Regions from separate parts of the Homo sapiens genome. Here regions 2 and 3 are each linked to region 1. The links are chromatin loops, found by intact Hi-C in ENCODE. Cell type or tissue: right lobe of liver. All regions are shown on one strand.

Region 1 (2,500 bases):
GGAATCCAGGCTGCAACCTCTAGGCCCAGAGGCCTGGGTGCCAGGCTCAACACAGTTGCTGCTCGCCCAGTGACCTCACGTGAGACACCTCCTCTCTCTGGGCCTCTGCACCTACTCTGGGTGGTACTATCTGCCATGAGAGTGAGATGGGAAACTCTTCCAAAGAAAGGAGGGCTGGATGCTGGTGAGTTGGCATTATTGGCAAGAGCAGATATGATCAGCCCTGACCATGGGCCAAACACCATTCTGCCCACTTTCTCTGTATCAGTGTGTTTAACCCTCAGGGCGACCCTCAGAGGTGGGCACTGTTCTTATTACCTTTTCACACAAGAGAAAACTGAAGCCCAGAGGACGCAATTGCTGTTAAGACCCCAGGCAGTCTGGCTCCCAGCCTTCTACTGAACCCTCTTGTCACTCTGCCTCTCCAGCCTGAAGCTCTGGAACCGTAATAGGTTCATGGCCTGACCCGTGCAGGAAGTCAATATGCAAGATGCCGCATTGCAGCAGAGAGAGAGGTCTAATCAATGCAGGGCCACCAAGTGAGGAGATGGGAGGAAACCCCCAATCCATCATCTCCCCAGGGAGTTCGGGGCTCGAATTTTTAAGGGTTTTGAAGTGGGTCAAAGTGTGGAGGTCCTTGATTGGTCGAAGAGTGCAGTCACGGGACAAGGAGATGAAGAAACCTCACTGTCACGCGGATTCCGTTCCTCTGTGGGGGTCTTCGAGCTGGTTGGCATCAGCTGTTCTGATGGAATTCAGGATCTGCTTAAGCAATTCTTAAACAAAATTCCTATGATTCTAAGGTCAGAGATCCTATCAATAGGAACCATGGGGATGTGAACTGTCCGTACCTAGGGCTACGTGACTTTTGGTTACAAGGAAGTGGGTCAAAGTACAGCCTGATGAATGCTTAATTATAGCTATATGACTGTCCGCAGTTCTTGTTAACCCTGTGAGGCTGGCTTCAGCTGGGTCTGCACTAGGTTAAGAAAGGGAGAAGAAGGGTGGGGACCTCAGCCCTTCCTTCCTGCCCAGACCACAGCCTGCAAACCTCCTCGGGTCCCCTCTGGCTCCAGGGCTCTCGCTGCAGACAGATCAGAAAGGACTCTGGGTCTGTCCCACCCCAGCCAGGCAGCCCAGAGCCCTCAGAGCAGGTGCTGCCCAAATGTTCCTGGGCATGGTGGGACCTTCTGCTAGGCAGGCTCTTCCTCATAGATTTGGGGGCTGCTTGTTTTAGGTTTAAAACAACCTGAGCTTCCCCCAGCCAAGTCCCTATCTCATTGTGTTGCCGTGGTCTGTTTGCCTGTCTGTCTTGTCCCCTAAACTTTGCACTCTCAGAAACGGGGCTGTGTTCCCTCCTCCCTAGGTCTCCAGCTCAGTGTCTTGCACACAGTGGGTGGTGAACTGACTTGCTCCTAGTTTCCCCTCTAGAGGTGCTGGGATGCAGTGACAACGCGCTTCCAGATCTTGCCACCAGAGGGCAGGAGCGCACAGCAGCCGAGTGTGAGCAGCGCGGCAGAGAGCAGGTCGGGCTGGGTGGGTCCCTGGACATCCAGCCGGCAGGGCAGGGAAGGGCCAGGCGCAGAGGGTAAATGAGGACAGGGCCTTGGGGGAGTCTCTTCATTTCCCATGCCGATTCCAGAGACTTCTTTTCTCTTCCTTCCCTTCCATTCCCCTGCCATCTCTTTTCCACTCCCTCCCCTTCCATGTTGACCAGGGTCCAATTTTGACTTTGTGTGACTTTGGGCCAGAAACCTCTTCTCTCTAAGTTGTAGTTTCCTCGTCTGTAAAATGGGGAAGTAGTGCTACCCAATTCTGGGCAGTTCCCTATCTTCCCTTCCTCAGGCTTTGGGACCCTCTGTAGGGCCACGCTTCTCGGCTCTTAGTGGGGAGCTCCAGACTGTGACCCAGGCAAAGCCAGGGGCCCTTTGAAGTGAGCTGCCTCCTCTGCCCCCTGCCTGGGAGAGGACACCTGCAGGCCTGGCCCTGTGGGGCCAGGTGGGCTGGCAGAGTGGATGGGCTGGGAGCTGTGGCAGCTGTGCCGGGTACACACAGGACATCAGCTGGGCCTGTTCCACTCAAGCATAGATGAGCAGGCAGGCATGAATGAATGAATGAATGAATGAATGAATGAATGAATGAAGAGTGAATGAATGAGTGAATGAATGGGAGAAATTCAGGCATGGCTTCAGAATACTTGTAGCAAAGGGATTTTCATACCCACTGCCAGTGGAACCTGGAAGCCTCCTAAGCCTCTCGGAGCCCAGCTTGAGTGGAGTCCACTGGGGGCTTGTCCTCTTTTTGAAGCCTCTTGTCCCTTTTGGACTCCTCACTGGCAGAAGCCTAAGAGACCCTTAGTCTAAGCTTTCAGGGGGTGAGAGGAGGAGTCTACTAACTGGGAGGGTTTACCCAACATCATTTATTTATTCCTCATCAAACAAACACAACGTAGCCACCCCCTCCGGGACTGTGCCTGTGTCTGTGCTGTGAACATCCCAAG
Region 2 (2,500 bases), 150 kb after region 1:
AATAAAATGTCAATTTTGGCTGGATGATTTAATCCCTCTTTGCTTTTTCCCTACCTATAAAGCAAAGATAAATCTCTCTTGTACTAAAATGTGGTGAGATGCTCCAACAATTTTTTTTTTTTTAAGATGGAGTTTCACTCTTGTCGCCCGGGCTGGAGTGCAATGGCGCGATCTTGGCTCACTGCAACCTCCGCTTCTCAGGTTCAAGTGATTCTCCTGCCTCAGCCTCCCAAGTAGCTAGGATTACAGGCATGTACCACCATGCCCGGCTAATTTTTGTATTTTTAGTAGAGACGGGGTTTCACCATGTTGATCAGGCTGGATGGTCTTGAACTCCTGACCTCGGGTGATCCACCTGCCTTGGCTTCCCTAAGTGCTGGGATTACAGGCGTGAGCCACCACACCCAGCAGCTCCAACAATTTTAAATGGACATTATTTTATAATAGAGATGTTTGATCATTAATAACCCTTTCTTCAAAGAGTGAAATATGCACCTGTGAGCCAGCAAGCCTCACCACAGCCTCTCAGCTCCCCTGTTTGGGGTGTTTGCTTGAAATGGCATTGAGCCAAATGGCTCCACCCCACTCGGTGTCAGTCAGAAGCAAGAGAGGTTCACTGGAGGTTAAGGCCAGGGCGCTTGAGCCCAGGGCTTTTTGGTAACTGTGTTGCAACTATTGAGCCTCCCTTGGAATGATCACTCTACAGTGAAGCCACAGGAAAAGAATGTGAGAGACCTAGGTTCTTCTAGCTGCCAACAAGTGGGTGACACCCAACATGACATAGCTGCTTCTGCCTACATTCTGAAACAGGGAGAGCTGGCTGCTGGCTTCTTGGCAACTGGGTCTGGGTCAAGTCCCAAGTATTTGACAAGACTCACCTGAGACTCCAGTCATCCTGGCAGTGGCAGGCAGGTATGGTGGGGACGGGTGTCAAACCTTCATAAGCAAGCACGCTCAAGACAGTGTCACGGAAGACACAGGAAAACAGAGCCTGTGGATACCAAACAACCGAGAGCTAATCCACAGTCAGTGTGTTCTCTAAGTTTGAGAATCAACTTAGAGAGTAATCAAATGCCATCTTCTGAGCCAGACACTGTCACTAGCACCTGCCACGGCTGCCACGTGTCCAGGTGCTCTGTAATGAGTGCTGTGGGCTGAACCCAAAATCTCATGCAGAAACACCCACCCATTGGCAGTACCACCACTAGAAGGAAAATACGGGGTTTGGAAACAAGATATCTGGGTTCTAGTCCCAAACTTATTGACTATGAGACTGAATTGCGTTATTTGATCTCTCTGGACTTTGTTTCTCCATCTACAAGGTGGGTAGAACCCTGTCTACTTCCAAGGGTTGTTTTAAGAATCAAATGAGCTCAGGTATGTGATCACATTGAGCACTGAATTCTGCCAAAAGAAGGTACATGTCATTATCATCCTGAATAACTACAGTAATTGTTGATCATCTACCATATGCTTGTCTCTATGCCAGATGATGAGGACGTTTTAAAAATATGAGATATAGTTTTTGTCCCTTAAGCAGCTTATGCTACAGTGAGGGAAAATGGGGAGGTGGAAAGTTTAATATTGACCTAGTTCCTGAAATGTGCCTGGCATTGTCTGAGATACTTTTCTTAAACCAAAACAAACACAACCTTTGGTGATAGGAATGATTATCCCGTATCCCACAGCTGAGGAAAGTGAGGCTCAGAGGGTAAGAAACTTTGTCACAGAGCTGGTGGTGAGGGTGGAGATTTTACACTCCCTGCCTCCCACACCAGTTTCTCCGGAGTGGAAAGACTTTCATCTCGCACTGGCACGACCTTGAGACCCCGGGTTCTGATGAACTGGGGGGACAGGTGCTTGGATGTCAGGGTGAAGGCTCTGCCATCATCTTTCAGCCCCCTGAGATGTCCCTTCAATATGGGCTGTTTCATCAGGGCTGAAGTCCCTGAATGTGGGGAATTCCACACATGGATTAGGTAACATGTCCAACCAACAAGGATGTGGAGGAATTGGACAGGGTTCCTACTGCCTAGTCTTTAAAGAAGATGAACGCCATCTGCCAGCGTCTGTCTGCCAGGCATTGTGTGAGTCTTTAAGTACTTTATTCATAGTTAACTCCACGTCTCTTGATGTATTTTCCATGTTTTACAGATAAGAAAAGCAAGGACTGGCAGCGAAGTAGACTAAAGATAAAAATCAGAGGCAGCCCTGGCATGTGAATCTGTATCTGCCTCAGTTCCTCCCTCGGAATTGTGCGGAACTGAGTCAAGTAAAGGCAGAGCCACTTGCGATGAGTGGCTTCACGAAGGACAGCGGAGGTGCTTGGGGAGTCCTCCTACTGGGATGGGAAGGGTTCCTGGAAGAGCTGGCATTTGAAGTTGGCCACTAAAGATGTAACTTGGGTGGCAAGGGAGAGAGGAAAAGCACAGGCAATGCCAGGTGCCTGAGATTCAGGACGCGCTCAGAGAACTCTGTGACAGGGGTGCAGTGACTCTAC
Region 3 (2,500 bases), 260 kb after region 1:
ATTGGTTGGATGAAACTCCACCAGAGCACAGCTTAGCTGGGGCGAGATGCATGTGAAGGCAGGCAGTGCCAAGATTCCGCTTCCTTTGTTTGCCAAATACTAGAAACACAAGGAAATGCAAGTTACGCTAAATGGCAGTAATACTACCCAACTGCCTTTCTGTTCATTTTGTTTGAAGGAAATTGTTTTGACCAAACAGAAAATTACTTGGAATGGTGTGTTTTACAGTCTACCTAGAAAATAGATGGACAATATTTTTCAACTGTATGAGCACGTAGATAACCGAGAGAATGTGGCCACCTGTGTTCAAGAAGCCACTGATACTGGTTTTTGTTAAACATTGGAAGTTCAGGCAATGGAATAAATGTAGGAACATACAGAATGTTGCACTAATTTGGTAGCCTGGGAATTTTTTTTATTGTGCAGTATGTATTTAAATTTTGTCTATGTTAATTACCAGCATTTACCTTTATTTAAATGATGGTAAGGTGGAATATTGAATAAAATTAGGTTTTGTGTTTTGTTCTTTGTAGTCTGATAAAATCTCCACCTGGTCATTCATTGTGTGTGACTTGATACCTGTTAACTTGCCCCTTAGTATCAGCTGTTACTTGACACAAATGTGTGTGTTATTCAGAGGTTTTCAGTCTGGACACTCCATAGGTGAGTGTCGTGTCTTCGTGAGACAGCACAGTTGTCTCATGTTGTGCATAGTTCATGTTTCCTCACCACCCAGTCCTTTCTCCTGCTCATCAAAATCAGCATACACATTTTTGACTGTACACACTATAAATGGCATCAAATTTGGATATTTTTCTTAATTATGACATGCAAAGTAATGTGAGTCCTGCCAGTATTCTGGTGGATAAGGTCTTTTGAGTATTTGGTTGCTTGTCACAACATTCTCCAAGCAGTGATATTTCTAAAGAGGAGATACATGTTGAAAACGGTTTTAATTTACACTTCCATTTCCTGATTACATTTGGAAATACTTTGTGTAAACCATCCCCCTTCCACCTCCATTTGTCTGTTGAAAGATTTTAAGTTGGAAACAGTTCCTGTCTGAAAACTCTTCTGAGAACCACAAACCTTGTGTATGGATTCGGCATGGAGCCCTCAGCTGGCGGCTCTGGGTGCTGACGGCCGCTGGAGAGGTGGGCTCCCCTCGTGCACTTTATTGCCTGGGCAGTTTTGCTTGATCTTTTGTGACTTTGAGCCTTTTAAGTAGTTTGAATGATAAGACTTAAAATGTTTCATAATTATGTTTTATGTAACAGACTTTGACATTATTTAAACGAGCATGTGTAATGTAACTTTTCTCTTTGAATCATATAAAACTTGATTTTACATTGGATGTGTGTCCTGTGTCATTTAACTGTACCTGGTGGCCTAAGTATACCTAGAGACTTTTTGGAAGAATCTATAAAATTCATTGTGTATTGGCTCAAACTAAACTCTCCTCTTTGTTTTCTGGAGTTTTATTCTGTTTCTTTGGGTTCTTTGGAGGGTTCTTTCTGAAAAAAAATGTGTGAAGCGAGCTGAGTATGGTGGCTCACACCTCTAATCCCAGCACTTTGGGGAGTTGAGGCAGGAGGATTCCTTGAGCCCAGGAATTCGAGGCGGCTGTGAGCTATGATCATACCACTGCACCCTAGCCTGGGCAACAGAGCAAGACGCTGTCTCAAAAAGCCAACATGTGAAGTGGCCACTCTGGCAGTGGGTCTGGTCCAGACAGACCCAGTAGTGTGCCGGGTGACCCTGTGGCCGTCAGTGCTCGTGCCCTTCCTGTGCCAGGGGGTGGCTGCAAAGAGGTAGAATTGAAAGTGGTTTTCCAGCTACTCTGGAAGAAGTGCTTGGAAGTCTTCCATTATTTCCTTCCACCCCTGGCCCAGGATTGCAAAGTACATCATGGAGCCACAGGCTTCACTGTTCCTTCTTTTCCTTCCCAACTCTTAAAACTAAAGGCTGCCATATGTCCTCAGAAAACACAGCCCCTGCCCACCTCAGAAAGTCCGATTTGTCCCCAGGGGGTCCAGACCCTCACCACACAAAAGGTCTGATTACGGAGCCTCCTTCTAGAGGGAAGTATTAGAGCCGCAAGTGTGATTATCCCTCTCGTGGCAACTGACAAGACTTTTCTCCTGCCTCATTATTGCCAGAAAGGAAAAAGGAAAAAAAAAAAAAAAAAGCCACGGATTCTCTCTTCCGTGAGGTGCTTGGCTACACTTCGACAGCCTTATGCTCTCCCATGTGCTCACACGTGCACGAGCGTGCCCCACTGCTGGGAACAGAGAATGCTCTCACGGATCCACCAATCAATGTCAGCAGCAGGTGTCCAGGCAACGTGGGTGAGTGGGGACAAGTGGCCCTAGGTCTTTGGAACAGCAGAGGAAAGTGTCTTAGAAAGGGCTGTCTCAGGGAGGCGCAGGGAACCTGAGCCAACAGCAGCCGAGGGAGGAGGTCCCTTCCTGGGTGAGGCTAGGAGCCCACGGGCCGGTGA

Evidence for each region. A loop is a pair of places that touch in the nucleus more often than their neighbours do. Peaks named below come from ENCODE experiments on the same cell type or tissue, not always from the same donor. Only the 100,000 strongest peaks of a DNase experiment are listed, where the experiment ranks them.
Region 2: it touches region 1 in a loop (2.1-fold over the local background); 26 of 110 quality-filtered maps call a loop at or near these places.
Region 3: it touches region 1 in a loop (2.5-fold over the local background); 97 of 110 quality-filtered maps call a loop at or near these places.

Annotation. Positions count from the first base shown.
Region 1 is chr2:9,798,378-9,800,877 of GRCh38, forward strand. No RefSeq gene overlaps it. Among named protein-coding and RNA genes, the nearest start is that of TAF1B, 44 kb to the right of the region's middle. RefSeq lists enhancers at 1,439-2,274, 2,275-2,500 and a silencer at 2,443-2,500. In right lobe of liver, a CTCF peak has its summit at 1,470 (motif pointing right); a DNase peak (open chromatin) is centred at 1,484; H3K27ac peaks cover 155 bases.
Region 2 is chr2:9,943,808-9,946,307 of GRCh38, forward strand. LOC105373422 (a long non-coding RNA gene) reads right to left here. Exons shown (of 3, transcript XR_922784.4): 2 at 879-991. Among named protein-coding and RNA genes, the nearest start is that of GRHL1, 6.6 kb to the right of the region's middle. In right lobe of liver, no CTCF peak of the experiment used is centred here; no DNase peak of the experiment used is centred here.
Region 3 is chr2:10,053,485-10,055,984 of GRCh38, forward strand. KLF11 (KLF transcription factor 11) reads left to right here. Exons shown (of 4, transcript NM_003597.5): 4 at 1-1,352. Among named protein-coding and RNA genes, the nearest start is that of KLF11, 11 kb to the left of the region's middle. In right lobe of liver, no CTCF peak of the experiment used is centred here; no DNase peak of the experiment used is centred here.